Linked DNA regions of Homo sapiens: regions 2, 3 and 4 are each linked to region 1. Evidence: chromatin loops called from intact Hi-C (ENCODE). Cell type or tissue: heart right ventricle. All regions are shown on one strand. Each heading gives the region's core, and the rest is flanking DNA. Links, peaks and the distances in the headings are about the cores only. Region 1 overlaps ARHGAP35 (Rho GTPase activating protein 35). Region 2 overlaps ARHGAP35 (Rho GTPase activating protein 35). Region 3 overlaps FKRP (fukutin related protein). Region 4 has its middle 20 kb from the start of STRN4.

Region 1 (5,354 bases), core at 801-4,800:
GTAGGCCACTCCCCACACTGCCACTCACAGATGCTCTTCCAGGTTGCCCGGGCACATGCCTCCCTCACCACACTGAAGAGCTTTGCCTGTTTTCCCATGCAGAGCTAGTTGCAGGCACATGATATACAAGTCGGGTTGAGATGTGATCCTGTTTTGCCAGGGCCTCAGATCTACCCTCCTCACAAAGTCCCAGCACCAGAGAAAGTGAGGGACCATCGTGTGAGGAGCTGAGCCCTTGGGACAGAGACCCAAGTTACATAGCTCTTGGCAGGGACTCCCTTCTCCTAAGCTGAGCCAGCTTCAAGAGGCCTAAAGTCAGGCAGCCAAACTACCTCTTGGAATTGCCCACACTGTGGGATGAGAAGCCACGTCCCCCAGTGCCAGAAGCAAAAGCACCAGAGCAGGGCACATTCCCATCTATCAGCAGCCAGGGCAGGAGGCACCACCCAGAGTGGACACCACACCCACTTCCCAGGTGGGCGGCCCTTGCGCCTTGCAGCACCGCAGTCGGGCTCAGCTGGCCGGCAGCAGGCAGAGGGGACCGCAGGACAGGGAAACGCCTGCTAATCTGTGGGAGACACGAGGCCAAAGTGAGGGTAGAGCCCCCAGTGTGGGATGCATTTGTATATATGGGAGATCCTGTACCAGCTTACCTCCCCCATAGTGGAACCTGGTACTGTCCATCTGTAGAGATTTCTTCGTCATCAGGAACGCACTGAAGTATGTATGCAATGAGAAGGAAAGCATGACATGGGTCAGCGGTGCCTGTGGCTGGGAAGGGCCAGAGAGAGAAAAAATGAGCCTATTTGCCCTCCCACCATAGGGGACAAGGATGGAGGCAGCAGTCACAGTGGTTGCTAACATCTTTGTGACCTACCTGGAAAGCGAGCCACCCTTTAGGAAAGCCGCCTCCTTCTTCTGTGATGGGAAGGGAGTAAGGAAGAGGCAACAGCATATCAAAGCCAGATGAAGGCAAGCTCCTGGCACCAAAAACCAGCATGTGGGGGTAGCACCCCTGCCCCGAGAGTGGTAGAAGGGGCAGTTCAGCAGTCTCGGAAAGAGGTGCTGGGGCCAGCCCATGCCTGAACCTCAGAACTCGCGTTAGCGCTCACAAGTCCCACCCCTCCAATCCTTGCCAGTCCTGAGGCCGTCTCTGGCTCCTTGAGGTTTCTCTAGCCTCTCCTGAGCCCCGAGTTGTCCTGATGCTTCTGCCTGGCTTAGAATGGTTTGGCCTCACTCTCCTGACTTCCTTTCAGACCACAACCTGGACCTGGCAGAGAAAGACTTTACGGTGAATACCGTGGCTGGTGCCATGAAGAGCTTTTTCTCAGAACTGCCTGACCCCCTGGTCCCGTATAACATGCAGATCGACTTGGTGGAAGCACACAGTGAGTACCGGCAGCCCAGTGTTGGGCGGATTGAGGGAGAAAGGGCTTGGCACTGGAAGAATAGGTCCTGCCCTCAGAATGGATGCTGGCTGTTAGAGCTGAGGTTTGAAGGACAGAGGGCAAGGGAATTAACCAGATGACAGCAATGGGACTTGCAAATCGGGCTCCTGCCCTTGTAGACCTTAGGTGCTTATCTGAGGGTTACACCAAGAGAGTTGCAGGTTTCCCCCAAACTCTCATTAGTTAAGAGCATGGTTTCGGTGTCAGACTTGGCTCCTTCGCTTGTGGCCGACTTAACCTTCCCTGCCCCTTGTGTCCTGCCGTTGTTACCATCCCTACTCCTGCGGATGAAATTCTATTCGGAAAGGCCTAGAAGTGAGGCTGTGAATAGCCTATTTAATAGTAGGTCTTATTTTTCTTTCCCCTCTTCTTACCTGTCTTCTCCTACCTCTCATGTAATGAAGTTAACATGGGTCTAGGGTCCTACAGCCTCTTAGGAAGCCGGCCTCTGGAGGGAAAGAGATGACTCCAGTGGCCCTGGCCAAGTAATCATTTGATGCTGTAGCAAATTAGCACCTCTGGTTTTAATGGTATCCTGTGTGCCATGCCACCTTGCCTCATCAGTTGTTCCTGCCCCAGCCTGCCTCTCTGTAGAGGTGTTTGTCCAGATGGGCGAGCCTTCTCACTGGCCAGCCTTTCCCTGGACTTTGTGTAGTACCACAGAGGATGCCTGACCTCTCAGAGCGTCCCACCATGTGGCCCTCACTACCTTTTAAGTCATCAGCAGCCTTCCTGCTTTGTGCCTCTGGCAGGCCAAGACCCAGCAGCAGCCCTTGCTGTGCAGCTGCAGAAGGGAGTGTCTCTGCTAGCTGCCCAGAGATCACAGCCACCTGTGATCCAGCAACCAGAGGGTGGGGAAGAGGAAAGGAGACGTGTTCCTCAGGGGCAAGACATTAGTCTCATCTTGTCACTGCCCACCTCTAAAGAGGGAGCTTTAAACAAGCACAATTTATTCACAAGCCTGATGGTGTAGGCAGAAATTTGAGGGAGGTGATGGATCAGCATGGCCCCGAGTCCTGGGTCACTGACTCTTAGTAGCATCTGAAGGAGACAGGTGTGCAAGAAGCCCACCCCTGAACTGTCAGAGCCTCAATAGTGACAGGGCTGCGGGGCCTCCAAGCTCATCCTTCCAGGGTCTGCACTTCCTATGGTGTCTGTTTTCACAATCTGGATGCCACCTTCACCTTATTCTGTCCACACTCTCTTAGCTGACTGGAATTGTTCACAGCTCCTGACCCTATCTAAGCCCACAGGGATGGGGCAGGAGAGCGTGGTACTCCTGGGAGGGTCATAGAGTAGCCTGCTTTCTGAAGACGGGAGTCAGGGTTTCTCCAGGGGAGTTAGTGGGTGGGGACAGTTGCAGGCTTCTCCCCTGATCCTGCTGTCTGAAGATAGAGGCTTTCCCAGCAGTCACTTCTCCAGCAGGCTCCAGGCAGGCACAGATGTGAAGTCGCATGGGAAATCTCTATTCTGGAGCCAGCTTTCTTTCCACGGAAGCTTGTCTCACAGTGGAAGTTAGGAAAAGAGGAAGGCGTAGACTGATACCCAGTTTGCTGGAAGCCGGGAATTCCTGTCTGCATTTGTCTTGACTTGGCGCCATCTAGAGGTGCGTGAAATCCTGCCACCCGGCAGAACCCCATTGTTTCTGCGGGAACTGCTGACACAGCACCTTTTTGTGTAGGGTTGTGGGGCCGGCAGGAACGGGAGGTGCTATTGATAGGGAATCAGCCACCCTTCCCACAGCAGCTCTCACCCAGCTTCCACTGCTCAGGAGGTGGCTTCTGGCCGCTGCTACTGCAGCAGCCTGGGAAAGGGTGGAGGTTTCCCACTTCCTCTTCCCATTGTGTGTTTCCTGTCCCCGACGGTACTCAGCGGGGGCTCCGTTGTCTTGAACCTGACCGAAGCGGGTGGGAGAGGAGAAGATCTTGCTGACATGGCACCTCTCCCGGCCATAGCAGTTGACTGAAAAGCTGGGCTGTGGATGTTGCAGGGCCAGGTTCAACTGAGCCGCAGATACCAGGCAGTGCAAAAGTTAGTAGTGTTAAGGGATATTATGGAAAAAAGATGATTGTGCCCCAAAGTAGCTCTTCCCAGACTGGCTGGGGTTTCCATGGCTACATCAACTTGACCAGTTCTTTCTACTTAATCCCTGAGAGCAATTGTGTCTCTATATGTTCAGGCCTTGGAACCAGTTTCAAATCCCATCACAACAAATATCAAGGTCACTAGCAAATGGTTTTGTTAGCTCCAGAATTTCACAATATTGAACACTGCTGAAAATGTACTCGCAAAATAGAGACGTTTGTGATTATTTGCCAGTTATTTTCCTCCCACACTCAAGGTGACACGTGGGAGATTCAGAAATGAACAGCAGCAGCAACCGCACCGCCCATGGCCTGTGTGCCTGCCTAGGCTGGGCCCGGCTCTCCACGAGGCACTTGATTCCCACCACTGATCTTCCTTTGAGGAAGATGGTATTATAATACATCTCCATTTTACAGAGAAGGAAACAGCTTCTCAGAGGTGATACAGCCTGCCCAGGGTCACACCGCTAGGGAGTGGCAAGCCGGGGCTTGAGTCCCTGCGTACGTGGGTGCAAATGAAGTTCTCTGAAGACAGAGCAAAGCTGAGCTTGAAGTGCACAAACCCCAGCAAGGAAGGCGCGAGGAAGAGGGCTTCACAGGGGAGATGGGCCAGGGTTTCAGGAGGCAGAAGAAAAGGCTTGCGCTGCCTGTTCTGTCTCCTACCTGTAGCCCACCCCCACCTTCAAGAGTCGCTCTTGCCTGGTTTCTCCCCGTCTCTGTGACTCCCTCCTCCCTGCCTATCTGGAGTCGACCCCGTCCAGCTGGTGTCCACAGGCCCTGTCCTATGGCTTTTGTGCTGGAAGGGGTGCTAGAGCTGGCTCCGTCTCAAGCCAGAGGGTCAGGACCAAAGGACCTGTGGCTCCAGGGTCCGCATTAACTCCCTGTAATAGCTCACAAAATTCAGTCTTTTTAATTTAAGGAGAGACCAGTCATTTTCATCACATTGTTGAAGGGGATGTGTGACCCGAACATGGTTCAGGATGCCAGCTCATTGTCTCGGCCTTTCCATTTGACAGATGAGACTGTTGGGGCTAGAGATAACAGTGCAGCCTAGGTTACCAGGGGACGGCCCTGCTGCTCTCTGGGCTCTTGTTCACCAGCTGCCTTGGGACGTTACTGGTTCTGGGATCCTGCCTTCCTTTGATCTGTCCACATAGCTGCCCGAGGGCACGGGGGTGCTTCTCACACCCACGTACGGGGTCATTAATTTCACAGCTAGCCAGGCCCCGTGTGGACAGGGACAGATGGCAGTGGGCACACACATATGTGGTCCCAGGCTCAGTCTGGTGGGACAGGACATTCAACAGGTGATTGCAAAGCCGTGTCTCCAGGGGAAGGACAGCTTGGATTCTCCATCCTGAGCCCTGCAGAGTGAGGTCTTGGCCTTGGAGTTGTTTACCACCTGGGGCGGGGAGAGCCGACGCCGGACGAGCCTGCGTGATCACTGAAGGGCTGTGACCTTGAGCCGGGCTTTCCCTTTCCTGGCGATGCAGGCGTGCAGATGGTCAGCGGCGGCCAGCAGGGACTTTCCTCCAGGCACCGAGCTGGCAGCAGCAGACCCAGGCCTAGAGCTTGGTTGGCAGCCTGGCTGCCAGTGATGGCAAGTGGCGCAGCACAGCCAGGGCAGGAGTGTTCTTTGGGAACAGGGTCTCTGCCGCCACTTTGTTTGACCTTGGACCGGTATTCTGGCTTTGTGAGGCCTGGTGTGTCTGTTTTGTAAGAGGTATGGGAAGCTAATCGGTAAGGTCCCTGTGCCCTCTGTCTGTCCCCTCCCCTCCCTCCTGAGTTCTTGGGGTCTCTATTGTACTAAATTGCTGGATCT
Region 2 (5,354 bases), core at 945-4,944, 65 kb before region 1:
TTTTCTTTTTTTTTTCCATTTGGAGTAGGGAGAAATACTCTTCCCCCCCACCCCCAATTGCCAAGGCTGATTTAGAAATACTGAAATACTCTTTACAGGCCAGGCGCCGTGGCTCACGCCTGTAATCCCAGCACTTTTGGAGGCCGAGGCGGGTGGATCTCTTGAGGTCAGGAGTTTGAGACCAGCCTGGCCAACATGGTGAAACCCTATCTCTACTAAAAAAGTACAAAAATTAGCTGGGCGTGGTGGCAGGCGCCTATAGTCCCAGCTACTCAGGAGGCTGAGGCAGGAGAATCACGTGAACCTGGGAGGCAGAGGTTGCAGTGAGCCAAGTTCACGACACTGTATTCCAGCTTGGGCAACAGAGGGAGACTCTGTCTCAAAAAAAAAAAAGGAAAAAGGAAAAAAAATGTGTATATATATAAATACTCTTTATTTTTTCAGAAAAAGACATTTTGGTGACATGCCACAACAGAACTGTGTTATATAATAATCCTTCACCAGCAGATTATGATATATAGAAGGATTTTTTCACGTTAAAGCTTTTGCTACTCTCCCTCCCATGAAAGAACAGAGAACAGAGTTACTTGTCTGAAAGTACTGCAGGGACCTCTGGAAAGAAAGATTGCCAGAAACTTTTATTATTACAAATCCTACCAAATCAGAAGGTTCTAGAATCCAGGCTGTCTTGAGAGCTGACAATCCTGACAACTCTGTTGTAAAATGTAATACAGAGGCCAGTTTGGCAGCCCTGCGGGCCCCGAGAGATGGAGGAACAGGGTGCCATCACCCTCCCACAGAAATTGCATCCACTTTGTGCTACATCCCATAGTAGAGAGTGTTCCTGCATTACCGCTGACCAGGAGCTTCCAGAGTTTTCTCATCTGTGCAGTGTGAGAAAGGGCAGAGTGGTTCTGTATCCCTCCCCACCTGTGCTGACTATTAATAAATGCCATAGGCATCCTCCTGTCTGATTTTCCTTTGCCTGGCTTTTCTACATGGAGTCCTTTGTCTGCCTCCAGTGTTTTCTCCTCCAAAGGTTGGTAGGAGGCCACCCTGTGGAAAGCATTGCTTATTTAGGAAGCCAGAAAACGGCCTGACTTGCCTCCGGTATTTTCCCAGAGCTCACCTATTTAATGATACTGGAATCCAAACATTTTGAACATTTCTTCTCTTCCTCCTCCTCTCCCAATGAAGACTGTTGCCAGAACAGCTTAAAAATGCTGACAGTCTTCTAATTTGTGGGGGTGTTTGCACACCTGGAAATTAGGAAGGTGGCATAATAGCATACTGAATTATAACTATATTCTGACTTCTAGCTACATTTTTAATACTTACTGAAAATGATGCTTTAAAAACACATTCCCATGCAAGCCAGGCTTTAAAGAGCACACACTGTAGTGGAGGCTCAGCAGAAAACAGCTGATCACAGTGTGCCTCTAAGATAGCTGTGTTCATGCTGGTAATGAGCACTTCCTAACCTGAGACTTCCTTCCCCGGGTTGCTGGGTCAGCGTGCAAGAAGTGGTCGGCTTCCGGTCTATCTTTAGCTATGTGGGCCACACCTCTTCAAGTCAAATAAAAATGATACTTCTGGCCCAAGAGCAATAGCGTGCCAGAAGTCAGTTATGGAGTATCCTCTGGAAAGAGTGACTAGAAGGTGAAATTTTCTTTTCCTGCCTTGGAAAATGGTGCTTTGAAATGAGGGTAGTTGCTTTGTCATCCCAGTGCAGAGATGAGCAAATCCTTTGCCGCTAGAGCAAACCTCCTATTAAAATTGCTGCAGTTCGGAACACAGACTGGCACTTGTTTTACTGGAAAAGCAAGATGCCATCAGGGGAGAGAAGGGCCAAGCCAACCCCTGTGTGGGAGATTTGGCCTTTGGTTTTTATTGGCATGACAAAGCAATACAATATTTATTTGGAGGGAGGGGGCAGCTAGGCACTAGGATTTCAGTTGGTAAGGGAAAATACACTGAGTACCTCCTGCGTGCCAGGCACCATAGGGAAATGACACAGACCCTTCTTGCCCAGACCTTAGTACCCAGTTGAGGCAGCAAGGCCTACACAGCCACTGAAAATAGGTGGCCTGCCCAGGGAAGGCTATGTGTGGGCATGTCGGGTTAGTTATGTTAGAGTAGGTTGTAGTGATTAGGAGCTCAGGCTCTGGGAATCTGGGCTACAGTCAACTCCAGCTCCTCCGCTTCCTTAGTTGGACTTTGGGCATGTGAGTCACTTCTCCACATTCTTTCTGCAAAAGAGGGAGCACCTTCCTGATCAGGTTGTGAGAAATGAACACCGGGCGTAGTGCATGCTGGATAAGTGTCAGCTGTCATCATTTAACTAGACCCCAGAGAATGAGTGGAACTAAAGCAGTGGCATGAGGTAAGGAAGGACTTGAAGGTGGAAATATGCATATTGTATTCCGAGAAAGGAGAAAACTTGTCTGGTCTAGCTGAGGGCTTGAGGGACCAACATTATCCGTCCCGTCTTTTGGAAGTTTTAACCTCATGCATTACTGAGCTGCTTTCTTGGTACTTACCCTAGCAACCACCCTAACAAAAAAATAGCTATGCTCTGGGTACCAATGTGATACAGAAAAAAATCACTCAGTGCCCTTGGCTGATTTGCTAGATTAGGTCTTTACTATAAAACTGGAGTCGGAGTGAGGGAATCGCTTTCATTTCTCCTCATGAAAGTGCAGACTGTAAAGCTGACTCTCATTCTGGGTGCTTTTCCCAGCTGAACCATTTAGCAACCCACCCTCATAGTGGGAGCCTTCCGCACTCAGCTGAATGAAATTGAAAATCTACGATTGCACTTCAGTAGGGTCCATGAATAGTGGCTTTGTCTGTAAAGAGTTGTTGTTGCACATGGTCTCTGTCTCCCAGTGCCATGCGTTTGCAAAGACGAGATCAGGATCGGCAGGGTCTTATTTTAAAGCCAAAAAACAGGCTGGGGAGCCTTGTTCCACAAAGTATGCCTTTTGGTCATGCTGAAATGGCTGCGTTTGGTGTGTTTGACTGTGGATTTAAAAAGAAGACATTATTGGCTATTTACCCTTCTATCTGATGTGTTCTTATTTTGGTGCTAAAAAAAAAAAGACAAAACAGAATGATAAAGAAAATCTTTCACTCACTGCAGCAACCACATGACAAGACAACCTATTGAAAAGCTAACCAATTCAATCATGCATTGTTTGGTCTATAAGGCACCAAGTAACCAGTTTGACAGTTTGTGTCCCCCCCTAGTGAATTGGCTTATTTCATTGGATTCAGTGAATTGGCTGGTTGTTGTGGCTTTGTGTGGACACAGCTCTCATTTTGTGAGGCCTAGAATGGAGTTAAAGTTTCTAGTGTGAATAAAAACCAGCTGGGGAATTGGACTGCTTGCTCCCCTGGGAGGGATGTTGAGTTTTGACAGACAAGCTGAATGCGATGAAATATGAGCTCTTTGTAACCTGCCTAGGAAAGACTCTCAGTGTGTGCTTCAGAAATAGTCCTACTCAATGAGCTTTGAGACCAAATACATAACTTGGTTTTAAAAATGGGGTGGGCACACTGACTTGACCTTGGATTTTCTGTTTCCTGGAAAAATTGTGTCTTTTAAACGAGGTACTTTTGTTTCCAAGCCGAAGTTCAGTCATTCTTTTAGGAAGGAGACATGCATTTCGGTGCGTGGGCATTCAGTGAGCACTTGTTTTATGCCCAGCATTGTGTTGGGTGCCCTAGGTGTGGTAGTGACGTTAATCCAGCTTACAGTCTTGGGGATGTTAGGTTTTAAACATGTACTTGCATGCATTTTGAATATTACCAGAGGGAAGGTACAGGATACTAAGGAATTGTGTAACAAGGAAGTTTAACCTAAACTGCGGTATCAGGAAAGCTCCCCAAGGAAATGATATTTAAGGCTGAGACTTTGGAAGCTGAGGCAGACAAAGTCAGTGAGGATGGAAGCTTCATGGAGCTGAAAGAACTTCATGTGTTCAAAGAGTTGAAAGAAGCTTAGCGTGGCTGCTCTGGAGAGGTGAGGGGGACCCACGCCAAATAATAGAGGGCTGTGGCTACCACGTGAAGGGTTTTGTGTTTTTGTGCATTTATTGAATACTTACTGTGTGCCAGGTACGTGTCAGGCATTTTCACATCAATTTTTTATTTATTCCTCCTCCCAGTCTTAATGAGGTGATGTTTTTCATCCTTGATTTTGAGTTGAGGTAACTAAGGCTCAGAGAGATTAAACCTTGCCCAAGTGAGTGTAGCCACTGAGTGGAAGAGCTGAGATTCTGAACCCTGGTGTTCTGACTTCCACTTCCTGTGGATTTTCATCATCCAGTCTGCAGAAAAGTTGCTAATATTCAACAGTCAGGTGCCTATATTTAGACCACTCAATCAGTCCAGTCGATTTGTTCATTCAAACAAAAGATCTTTGATTATCTGAAAAAATCCATTTCTCCTCACTGCCCCCCAGAACAGCACGGTGCTGTTTGTTTCTAGCTTCAGAGCCTAGTTGAGTAGAGGACAAAAAAGGCATGGAGACATTGAAATAGCAACTGGAACTTTGAGAAATTGTTTCTCACTGGTGTCACTCGATTCTCAGTTTATTTTAAGCCTGAAGAACTTCTGTAGTGTGTTTTTGGTGATAAAAATAGACTATCTTTAACTATCTGCCTTAGCTTACAGCATACCTGTTCTTAAAAAAAAATTACGATAGGCAACCCAAATCTGTTTTTAAAAGAACTGGGAATTGTGCTGATGCCTCACTGAGCCAACTTGGTCTCCTCCACCACCTGGTGATACTGAAATACCTTTGTAGGGACTCAAATTATTCCAGCTCTAGTCAGGAATCACCTTTGCTTATAAGGCAAAGGCCTTCCAAATGGATTTTCTACAGCATTTGAGAGAAGCAAGCAATAAGAACTGACCCATAGCGTTGGAAAGTCCAAATTCAGTGTGTGTTGAACTTCAGGCAAGTGTTCATGAAAATGTACCTGGAACTAGTGGGCCCTCCTCGCTGTTTGGCTCCAGATCACACTGGCCACGAGTTGTCTTCTCGGGGGGGTGGATCCGCGGTCACCAGACTTCATGCCTTAATAGAACAAAAAGCTATGGTCTGCGCTGGGCGCGGTGGGTCACACCTGTAATCCCAGCACTTTGGGAGGCCGAGGCAGGCACATCACTTGAGGTCAGGAGTTCGAGACCAGCCTGGCCAACATGGCGAAACCCCGTCTCTACAAAAAATACAAAAATTAGCCAGGTGTGGTGGTGGACGCCTATAATCCCAGCTACTCGGGAGGCTGAGGCAAGAGAATCTCTTGAACCCGGGAGGCAGATATTGCAGTGAGCCAGGATCATGCCAC
Region 3 (5,354 bases), core at 1-4,000, 230 kb before region 1:
AGCTGTAGAAAGGGGCAAGGCTGAGGGTGGCAGAAGGGGGTGGTTCTGACAATCAGCTGCTGCCTTCCCTTTCGTCCCCCTCCCCCAGGATGCCCCGGAGGCCCAGCTAGCCCCAGACTTCGGCCCCATGCGGCTCACCCGCTGCCAGGCTGCCCTGGCGGCCGCCATCACCCTCAACCTTCTGGTCCTCTTCTATGTCTCGTGGCTGCAGCACCAGCCTAGGAATTCCCGGGCCCGGGGGCCCCGTCGTGCCTCTGCTGCCGGCCCCCGTGTCACCGTCCTGGTGCGGGAGTTCGAGGCATTTGACAACGCGGTGCCCGAGCTGGTAGACTCCTTCCTGCAGCAAGACCCAGCCCAGCCCGTGGTGGTGGCAGCCGACACGCTCCCCTACCCGCCCCTGGCCCTGCCCCGCATCCCCAACGTGCGTCTGGCGCTGCTCCAGCCCGCCCTGGACCGGCCAGCCGCAGCCTCGCGCCCGGAGACCTACGTGGCCACCGAGTTTGTGGCCCTAGTACCTGATGGGGCGCGGGCTGAGGCACCTGGCCTGCTGGAGCGCATGGTGGAGGCGCTCCGCGCAGGAAGCGCACGTCTGGTGGCCGCCCCGGTTGCCACGGCCAACCCTGCCAGGTGCCTGGCCCTGAACGTCAGCCTGCGAGAGTGGACCGCCCGCTATGGCGCAGCCCCCGCCGCGCCCCGCTGCGACGCCCTGGACGGAGATGCTGTGGTGCTCCTGCGCGCCCGCGACCTCTTCAACCTCTCGGCGCCCCTGGCCCGGCCGGTGGGCACCAGCCTCTTTCTGCAGACCGCCCTTCGCGGCTGGGCGGTGCAGCTGCTGGACTTGACCTTCGCCGCGGCGCGCCAGCCCCCGCTGGCCACGGCCCACGCGCGCTGGAAGGCTGAGCGCGAGGGACGCGCTCGGCGGGCGGCGCTGCTCCGCGCGCTGGGCATCCGCCTAGTGAGCTGGGAAGGCGGGCGGCTGGAGTGGTTCGGCTGCAACAAGGAGACCACGCGCTGCTTCGGAACCGTGGTGGGCGACACGCCCGCCTACCTCTACGAGGAGCGCTGGACGCCCCCCTGCTGCCTGCGCGCGCTGCGCGAGACCGCCCGCTATGTGGTGGGCGTGCTGGAGGCTGCGGGCGTGCGCTACTGGCTCGAGGGCGGCTCACTGCTGGGGGCCGCCCGCCACGGGGACATCATCCCATGGGACTACGACGTGGACCTGGGCATCTACTTGGAGGACGTGGGCAACTGCGAGCAGCTGCGGGGGGCAGAGGCCGGCTCGGTGGTGGATGAGCGCGGCTTCGTATGGGAGAAGGCGGTCGAGGGCGACTTTTTCCGCGTGCAGTACAGCGAAAGCAACCACTTGCACGTGGACCTGTGGCCCTTCTACCCCCGCAATGGCGTCATGACCAAGGACACGTGGCTGGACCACCGGCAGGATGTGGAGTTTCCCGAGCACTTCCTGCAGCCGCTGGTGCCCCTGCCCTTTGCCGGCTTCGTGGCGCAGGCGCCTAACAACTACCGCCGCTTCCTGGAGCTCAAGTTCGGGCCCGGGGTCATCGAGAACCCCCAGTACCCCAACCCGGCACTGCTGAGTCTGACGGGAAGCGGCTGAAGCCCTGATAACCTCGCCTTTGTTTTTCGGGGGTCTGTCTGGATGTGGAGAAGCTCTGTGTGAGCGGTGAGGGGTGGAGGGATGTCGCGGAGAGGGGAAGGGGGAAACTGACCAAGAAAGAAATTCTAAGGAGAGCATGAGAGAAGGCTGGCATTGGCAGGAGGAGAGCACCAGGACGAGGATGGGAAGCGACCTCCAGATTTATCAAATGGTCATGCCCACTGGGAGCCGTGGATATGCGTGGGGACATCCTGGGTCATCTCAGTCATGGAGGGAGACGGGGATGTCACGCCGTCCCGCAGGGCCCAGCACAGCCCCAGACCCGAAAAAAGTGTTCTGCCCAAGATTCCGAGAGCCCTGCGCTCTAGGGCAGGGGCAGAGTTTTGGAAACAGTGCAGGCTCTGGAGCCAGACTGGCGAGATTCAAATCCTGGCTCTATCGCTTCGGAGCCAGGTGGGCCTGGGGGGGCGTCGCAGTCTCTCTGTGCCTCAGTTGCTTCCAGGATGCGGGACCCTTGGCTGCAGGGGTTGCTTCCGCCACTAGAGGGCGCGCCGGTCCCGCTCCTGGTGGCCCACTGTGGCTGCCCGGGCGACAGTACGCCCAGGGCCTGTGTTCCATAGCCATCTACTCTCTTGAGCCTTTGGACTTCTCTCCAAGCCCCTGTGGGAGGCGGACAGCAGTGACCACCTCCCCTTCTTTTGGACTGCGACCTCCTTCCCTCCTGGGAGAGCCCTGTGACCTGCATGCTACTCTTAACTGTTCTATTCAAGACTGAATAGAAGTATTTCAGTCTTGCAGAGGAGGAAATGCTCAGAGCTCCGAGGTGCGGCTGTGGTCGAGAACCGGGTGCTGGGCCGGGCGCGGGGGCTCACGCCTGTAATCCCAGCACTTTGGGAGGCCGAGGTGGGAGGATCGCTTGAGCCCAGGAGTCTGAGACCAGCCTCGGCAACATGCCAAGACCCCGTCTCTATTTTTAAAAAAGAAAAAGAACCGACTTCTGAATCGCAGCTCCACTCATGACTAATACCTCATTATTTCAGCTGTCTGCACCTAATTCCCCACTTGCACGGCAGTGTAGACAATAACCATAGCTCACACTCACTGAGCACCTACTGGGTACCAGGCACCATTCTCAGTGTTTCACCTGGATCAACTAATGCGTCCCTCACCTCAGCCCTCTGAAGTGACAGCTGCTATTATTTTCATTACACAGATGAAAAAGCTGAGGCCAGAATCGTGAAGTCACTTGCTCAAGGTCAGGCAGCTTAGGAAGGGGCAGATCGGGGGCTTGAACCCAGGTGGTCAGGCTCTGGAGCCCACAATTGTCTTACCCACTATGCCCCTCTCTAGTCATGGTCCCCAAGAGGGGCTTGGAGACCCACTTAGCAGGTGAAAGCAATGGCAGCCTTCCTTATTTGATTATGCACCTAAGAATAAATGGTATTTGGGCATGTATTCCCAATATGTGTATATTTATTTATAAATATATACAGATACTATTATCTGTATGTTAGTAATAAAGCTTAAATTATTCCATTTTAAAATTATGAATATGAATAGGGTTTTTTTTATGTTTCTTGCCTCATCCCAATGACTTTTGCACACCCAGGTGTGAGCACCCAGCATTCAAGACCACGGGTTAAAAAAAAAAAAAAAAAGCTGGCCGGGCGTGGTGGCTCACGCCTGTGATCCCAACACTTTTGGGAGGCTGAGACAGGAGGAACACTTGAGCTCGGGAGTTCGAGACCAGCCTGAGCAATAGAGCAAGACTCTTGTCAATTAAAAATAATAAATAAAGCCAGGCATGGTGGCTCACGCCTATAATCCCAACACTTTGGGAGCCCAAGGCGGACGGATCACAAGGTCAAGAGATCGAGACCATCCTGGCTAACACAGTGAAACTCCGTCTCTACTAAAAATACAAAAAATTAGCTGGACATGGTGGCGGGCACCTGTAGTCCCAGCTACTCAGGAGGCTGAGGCAGGAGAATGGCATGAACCCGGGAGGCGGAGCTTGCAGTGAGCCAAGATTGTGCCACCGCCCTCCAGCCTGAGCAACAGAGCAAGACTCCATCTCAAAAAAATAAAATAATAAATAAGAGGCAAAATGTTAAAAATAAGCAAGGACTGGGCACAGTGGCTCATGCCTGTAATCCCGGTACTTTCGGAAGCCAAAATTGGAGGATCCTTTAAGGCCAAGAGTTCAAGATCAGCCTGGGCAACATAGCGAGATCCCCTGTCTCTACAAAATAATAAAAAAATAGCCACTGTTTTAGTCCCTTCTCATGCTACTAATAAAGACCTACCTGAGACTGGGTAATTTATAAAGGAGGAAAGGTTTAATCGACCCACAGTTCAGCACGGCTGGGGAGGCCTCATGAAACTTACAATCATGGCAGAAGGGGAAGCAAACACATCTTGTGATGGCAGGAAGAAGAAGTTCCAAGCAAAAGGGGAAAGTTCCTTATAAAACCATTAGATCTCATGAGAACTCACTATCACGAGAATAGCATGGGGGTAACTGCCCCCATGATTCAATTACCTCGCACCCAGTCCCTCCCACGACACATGGGGATTATCAGAACTACAATTCGAGATGAGATTTGGGTGGAAACACAGCCAAACCATATCAGCCAGGCATAATGGCATGCACCTGTAGTCCTAGCTACTGGGGAGGCTGAGGCAGGAGGATTGCTTAAGCCTAGGAGATCAAGACTGCAGTGAGCTCTGATTGCACCTCTGCACTCCAGCCTCGGCAACAGAGCATTATCCCATCCCCCCACAAAAAAAAAGAAAAAAAGAAAAGACATGGGCTTGAGGTTGGAGAGGACCGGGTTTCCCAGTGCTGCCACCTTCTCCCAGGGCCTCTATTGACTCTGTCTCTGCGCCCCCACCTTGCATTTGGGAAGTGGAAGCAATGAGATCGCTCCTCCCACAGGAGTGTGTTCGCGGTAAAGGGGCCCAGAGTCTGGCTGGGTTTGAATCCTGGCTTGGCCACTTGGTTTCTTTGTACTCTCAGACAAGTCGCTGCCTCTCTGAACCTGTAAACTGGGGAGATTGGTAATATTTCACAATTGTACATTCCTGGGAGGAGGAGGCTTCATAGACCAGCAAGAGAAGATTACTGTTTGGCCGAGTCTCCTGAGGCTCAGACATCCAAAGCCTGACTTCTTGTAACCCAACCCCTGCTTTTAACCACTGAACCCAAAAATGGTTCACAAAGAGACTTGGCAGGTCCACAGGGAGGATTCTGGAATGCATGGGGATGATTTGCATTATCATCATGACTGGAAGCTGCTCTTGGCTCTTGGCAGACGTGGTCCAGGGATGCAGATGTCTTGTAATATTCAGGAATCTCCACACAGTACAGCATCATCCCTTGTCTCATGCAGCTTCCAGATGTCTCATTGGACATTCACGAAGGAAGGGTAATATTCAAAATGTTTTGCCACTGGTACTGTAATATAAATTAGTATATGTCAATGTATGCATCAAATTTTTAAAATATTTTAGGCCAGGCATAGTGTAATCCCAGCACCTTGGGAGGCCAAGACAGGAGGATGGCTTGAAGCCAGGAATTCGAGACCAGCCTGGGCAACATAGAGAGACCCTCATCTCTACAAAACATTTCAAAAATTGAGCAGGGCGTGGTGGTTTACACCATTAATCCCAGCACTTTGGAAGGCCGAGGCAGGTGAATTGCTTGAGCCCAGGAGTTCAAGACCAGACTAGGGGCCAG
Region 4 (5,354 bases), core at 903-4,902, 220 kb before region 1:
GGAAATTTGGGGATGATGAGAATATCATGTATCTTGATTATGGGAGTGGTTTTTCACAGTATATTCATCTGTCAAAACTCATTTAACTGTATTTTATTTATTTATTTATTTATTTTGAGACAGGGTCTCGCAGCATTGCTCAGGCTGGTCTCAAACTCCTGGGCTCAAGCGATCCTTCTGCCTCGGCCTCTCAAAGTGCTGGAATTACAGGCATGAGCCTGGCCTAATTGATTTTAACGGGTGCAATTTATCATATGAAACAATTTTTTTGGAGCCAGCCTTGCTCTGTTGCCCAGGCTAGAGTGCAGTGGTGCAGTCTTGGCTCACTGCAACCTCTACCTTCTGGATTCAAGTGATTCTCATGCCTCAGCCACCTGAGTAGCTGGGATTACAGGTGTGCACAACCACACCTGGTTAATTTTTGTATTTTTAGTGGAGATGGAGTTTCACCATGTTGGCCAGGCTGGTCTTGAACTCCTGGCCTCAAATGATTTGCCTTGACCTCCCAAAGTGCTAGGATTACAGGTGTGAGCCACCTTGCCCGGCCTATTGTATGTAAATTATACCTCAATAAAGTTGACCTCAAAAAGAGCAGATGGGGGCAGAATCCAACAGGCCTAAGAACATTGACCTGTCTCTAAGAGAGACAAAACTGAGTCACTGCCCTCTGCCTTTCTGTCCCCATACTGCCACTCTGAGCCTAGAACCCAGGACCAACCCTAATCCGGGGCCAGCCTGGGCCCTCCTTCCTGGGCCAAGCTCCTTCAAAGAGGCAAGAGGGGTGGGTGGGGCAATGGAGAAAGGGAGAGAAAGGTGGGAGCTGGGAACTGGGACCCAGGGAGTGACCGTCAAAGTGCCTTTTCTTCTGCTCTTACGTAACCTGCACTAGCAGCCTTTGGGTGAGGCATAAGAGAGCCATTGTCACCGGCGGGTGAGACCTGGCAGTGCTCATCCAAGGTCACATAGTTGCCAGGCAGCAGAGTCGAGACTGAACCAGCCTCTTCCACCATTCCACGAGTGTTTATTGAGCTCCTGCTATACGCATGCACCGGACCCTATGCTAGACTCTGAGCCTACAGCAGTGAACAATTCAAAGATGGTTCCCCCACAGAGTGACCTTCCCAGTGGGGACAGGCAGGAAACAATAAACATCATAAACCAGTGAATTCTATCGTCTGTTGGGAGGGGACTGTTGCTATTAAAAAAGGAGAACAGGGCAGGGCACGGTGGTTCACAACTATAATCCCAGCACTTTGGGAGGCGTAGGTGGGAGGATCCTTTCAGCCCAGGAGTTCAAAACCAGCCTGGACAACATACAGAGACTGTGTCGCTACAAAAAACAAAAATTAAGAAAAAAAAATAGCTGGGCAGGGTAGCATGGGCCTATAGTCCCAGCTACTTAGGAGGCTGAGGTGGGAGTGTCACTTGAGCCTGGGAGGTCAAAGCTGAAATGAGCTGTGATCATGAAACTGCATTCCAGCCTGGGCAACAGAGCAAGACCCTGTCTTTAAAAAAAAAAAAAAAAAGTAGAGCAGGCCTGGCGTGGTGGCTTATGCCTGTAATCCCAGTACTTTGGGAGGCCGAGGTGGGAGGATTGCTTGAGCTCAGGAGTATGAGCCTGGCCAGCCTGGGCCATAGAGCAAGACCCCATCTCTGTTTGTTTGTTTGTTTGTTTGTTTGTTTGTGACAGGGTCTATCTCTGTCTCCCAGGCTGGAGTGCAGTGGCGCGATCTTGGCTCACTGCAACCTCTGCCTCCCGGGTTCAACAATTCTCATGCCTCAGCCTCCCGAGTAGCTGGGATAACAGGCGCCCGCCACTACACCCAGCTAATCTTTGTATTTTTAGTAGAGACAGGTTTTTGCCACATCTCTCGAACTCCTGACAGCGAGTGATCCACCTGTCTCGGTCTCCTAAAGAGCTGGGATTACAGGCGTGTACCACGACACCTGGCTAATTTTTGTATTTGTAGTAGAGACAGGGTTTCGCCATGTTGGCCAGGCCGGTCTTGAACTCCTGGCATCAAGTGATCTGCCTGCCTCAGCCTCCCTAAGTGCACAGATTACAGGCATGAGCCACTGCGTCTGCCCAAGACCCCATCTCTTAATAAAAAAAAAAAAAAAAAAAAAAAAAAAGAGGAAAAGGGCTGGGCGTGGTGGCTCACGCCTGTAATCCCAGAACTTTGGGAGGCCTGAGGTGGGCAGATCACGAGGTCAGGAGATCGAGACTATCCTGGCTAACATGGTGAAACCCCCGTCTCTACTAAAAATACAAAAAAAAAAAAAAAAAAAGCCGGGTGTGGTGGCGGGCGCCTGTAGTCCCAGCTACTCGGGAGGCTGAGGCAGGAGAATGGCGTGAACCCGGGAGGCGGAGCTTGCAATGAGCCGAGATCGTGCCACTGCACTCCAGCCTGGGCGACAGAGCGAGACTCCGTCTCAGAAAAAAAAAAAAAAAGAGAAAAGGGTAGAATAGGGTATGGGTTGGGTGGGTGAGGGTGGGGGCAGGAAGCAGGGGTGGTAGAATTAAATAAAGCGGTCAGAGAAGGCTCACTGAGGTGACATTGCAGCCAAGTCGAGAGGGAGGTGTGGGAAGAGCCAAATGGAAATCTGGGGGGCAGAGCAGCCAAGAGAGGAACAGCCTGTGCAAAGGCCCTGAGGCACCAGCAGGCCTGGCATGTTCAAGGAATGGCAGAGGCTGGAGTAAGAGAGGGAGGAGGAGAGTGGGAAGAGGTGAGGTCGGTGAAGTAAGGCGCATCCTACAGAGGCTATGGGGAGCACCTTGGATTTTTCTCTGGGTTCTGAGCTGCGGAGGGCCACGAGCTGCCATGATGGAAACAGGCGCCCTCTGGAGGCCATATGGGGAACAGACGGAAGAGGTTGGGGCTCAGGAGTCCCGGCGTGAAGGCAATTGCAATAGTTCAGGTGGGAGATGATGGCAGCTGGCCAGGGTGGTACCCAGTGTGGAAGGTGTAGAGGGGCCAGATTTGGGGTTTGAGGGCAGAGAAACTGAGATTTCTGGTAGCTTGAATGTGGGATATGACGGGCAGAAGGAGGGCGTAGCAGGGGAAGGAAATAAAGTGGCTTGTTCTGTATGTGACTGGAGCCCAGCTCCTTGCACCAACCCGGGCTCCTGCACCCCTCAGCAGGCCCAGGGATCCCCACCGCCAGGCCGGAGCCAACCCCATGGAACCCAAAGTGCTCAAGCTCCCCAGTGAATGAGGCTCTTAATGTATCACCGCCCGTCAGGCCTGGCCTGGCATCCGGGTTTCTCCACCTGCGGGGTGCAGGGGCCACATTGGTGGGTTCCAGATTCCAAGTTCCAGTATTTGGAGGAGGTGGCAGAGGAGGGCCCCCACCCCACCGTTTTCATCTTTCACCCAAGATTTGCACAGGTTTCATTTTAATGACAGTCCACTGTCTGTTTGTTAGTTAGCTTTGAGATAGAGTCTCACTCTGTTGCCCAGGCTGGAGTGCGGTGGCAAGATCTCAGCTCACTGCAACCTCCGCCTCCTGGGCTCAAGCGATTCTCCCACCTCAGGCTCCTGAGTAGCTGAAACTACAAATGTCCAGATAATTTTTTACATTTTTAGTAGAGACGGGGTTCCACTATGTTGGCCAAGCTGGTCTCAAACTACTAACCTGAGATGATCCACCTGCTTCGGCCTCCCAAAGTGCTGGGATTACAGGCATGAGCCACTGCGCCCAGCCACCCAGCCACTGGTTTTAAAAAATGTTTGACACTGGGCACAGTGGCTCATGCCTGTAATCCCAGCACCTTGGGAGGCTGAGGTGGGTGGATCACCTGAGGTCAGGAGTTGGAGACCATCCTGGCCAACATGGTGAAACCCCATCTCTACTAAAAAAAAAAATACAAAAATTAGCCGGGCGTGGTGGCAGGCACCTGTAATCCCAGCTATTCGGGAGGCTGAGGCAGGAGAATCGCTTGAACCCGGGAAGTGGAGGTTGCAGTGAGCTGAGATCACATCATTGCACTCCAGCCTGGGGGACAAGAGCGAGACTTCATCTCAAAAAAAAAAAAAAAAAAAAAGCAGTGGCTGGGTGCAGTGGTGCATGCCTGTAATCCCAACACTTTGGCCTGGGAGTTCCAGACCAGCCTGGGCAACATAGTGAGATCCCTTGTTTACAAAACAAAACAAAACAAAAACAAAAACCTTTTCTAATTAAAAATAGCTGGGCATGGCCAGGCACAGTGGTGGCTCACTCCTGTAATCCCAGCACTTTGGGAGGCTGAGGCAAATCACCTGCGGTCGGGATTTCGGGACCAGCCTGGCCAACATGACAAAACCCCGTCTCTACAAAAAATACAAAAATTAGCCAGGCCTGGTGGCAGGTGCCTGTGTGGGGAAAAGAAAAAGAGAGATCAGACTGTTACTGTGTCTATGTAGAAAAGCAAGATATAAGAAACTCCATTTTGATCTGTACTAAGAAAAAATTGTTTCTGCTTTGAGATGCTGTTAACCTGTAACTTTAGCCACAACCCTGTGCTCACAGAAACATGTGCTGTAAGGAATCAAAGTTTAATGGATTTAGGGCTGTGCAGGATGTGCCTTGTTAACAATATGTTTGCAGGCAGTATGCTTGGTAAAAGTCATCGCCATTCTCCATTCTCTATTAACCAGGGGCACAATGCACTGCAGAAAGCCGCAGGGACGTCTGCCCAAGAAAGCCTGGGTATTGTCCAGGGTTTCCCCCGACTGAGACAGCCTGGGATATGGCCTCATGGGAAGGGAAAGACCTGACTGTCCCTCAGCCTGACACCTGTAAAGGGTCTGTGCTGAGGAGGAGTAGTGAGAGAGGGAGGCCTCTTTGCAGTTGAGATAAGAGGAAGGCTTCTGTCTCCTGCTCGTCCCTGGGAATGGAATGTCTCGATGTAAAGCTGACCATTCCCATTCGTTCTATTCTGAGCTAGGACAAAACCTCCCTGTGGCTGGAGGCGAGATATGCTGGCAGCAATACTGCTCTGTTGCCCTTTGCTACACTGAGATGTTTGGGTAAAGAGAAACATAAATCTAGCCTACTGCACATCCAGGCACAGTACCTTTCCTTGAACTTACTCATGATACAGATTCCTTTGCTCACATGTTTCCCTGCTGACCTTCTCCTCACCTGTTGCCCTGCTACACTCCCCTCGCTAAGATAGTAAAAATAATGATCAATAAATACTGAGGGAACTCAGAGGCTGGCGCCAGTACAGGTCCTCCGTATGCTGAGCGCCGGTCCCCTGGGCCCACTGTTCTCTCTCTATACTTTGTCTCTGTGTCTTATTTCTTTTCTCAGTCTCTCGTCCCACCTGACGAGAAATACCCATAGGTGTGGAGGGGCTGGTCCCCTTCATG

What was found. Peaks named below come from ENCODE experiments on the same cell type or tissue, not always from the same donor. Only the 100,000 strongest peaks of a DNase experiment are listed, where the experiment ranks them.
Region 2: it touches region 1 in a loop (8-fold over the local background); 30 of 110 quality-filtered maps call a loop at or near these places.
Region 3: a loop joins it to region 1, with 3 times the contacts of the local background. A loop is called at or near these places in 79 of 110 quality-filtered maps.
Region 4: it touches region 1 in a loop (3-fold over the local background); 74 of 110 quality-filtered maps call a loop at or near these places.

The regions. Positions count from the first base shown.
Region 1 is chr19:46,988,288-46,993,641 of GRCh38, forward strand. It overlaps ARHGAP35 (Rho GTPase activating protein 35), which reads left to right. Exons shown (of 7, transcript NM_004491.5): 5 at 1,257-1,388. Among named protein-coding and RNA genes, the nearest start is that of NPAS1, 29 kb to the right of the region's middle. In heart right ventricle, for the core only: CTCF peaks have their summits at 3,063 (motif pointing left) and 3,270; a DNase peak (open chromatin) is centred at 3,054; H3K4me3 peaks cover 977 bases; H3K27ac peaks cover 4,000 bases.
Region 2 is chr19:46,923,540-46,928,893 of GRCh38, forward strand. All of the region lies in intron 2 of ARHGAP35 (Rho GTPase activating protein 35), which reads left to right. Among named protein-coding and RNA genes, the nearest start is that of ARHGAP35, 65 kb to the left of the region's middle. In heart right ventricle, for the core only: no CTCF peak of the experiment used is centred there; no DNase peak of the experiment used is centred there; H3K27ac peaks cover 4,000 bases.
Region 3 is chr19:46,755,324-46,760,677 of GRCh38, forward strand. FKRP (fukutin related protein) reads left to right here. Exons shown (of 4, transcript NM_024301.5): 4 at 89-3,252. The coding sequence starts at 128. The coding sequence ends at 1,615. Among named protein-coding and RNA genes, the nearest start is that of STRN4, 12 kb to the left of the region's middle. In heart right ventricle, for the core only: a CTCF peak has its summit at 2,146 (motif pointing right); a DNase peak (open chromatin) is centred at 2,168.
Region 4 is chr19:46,764,017-46,769,370 of GRCh38, forward strand. No RefSeq gene overlaps it. Among named protein-coding and RNA genes, the nearest start is that of STRN4, 20 kb to the left of the region's middle. In heart right ventricle, for the core only: a CTCF peak has its summit at 2,844 (motif pointing left); DNase peaks (open chromatin) are centred at 2,876 and 4,870; H3K27ac peaks cover 494 bases.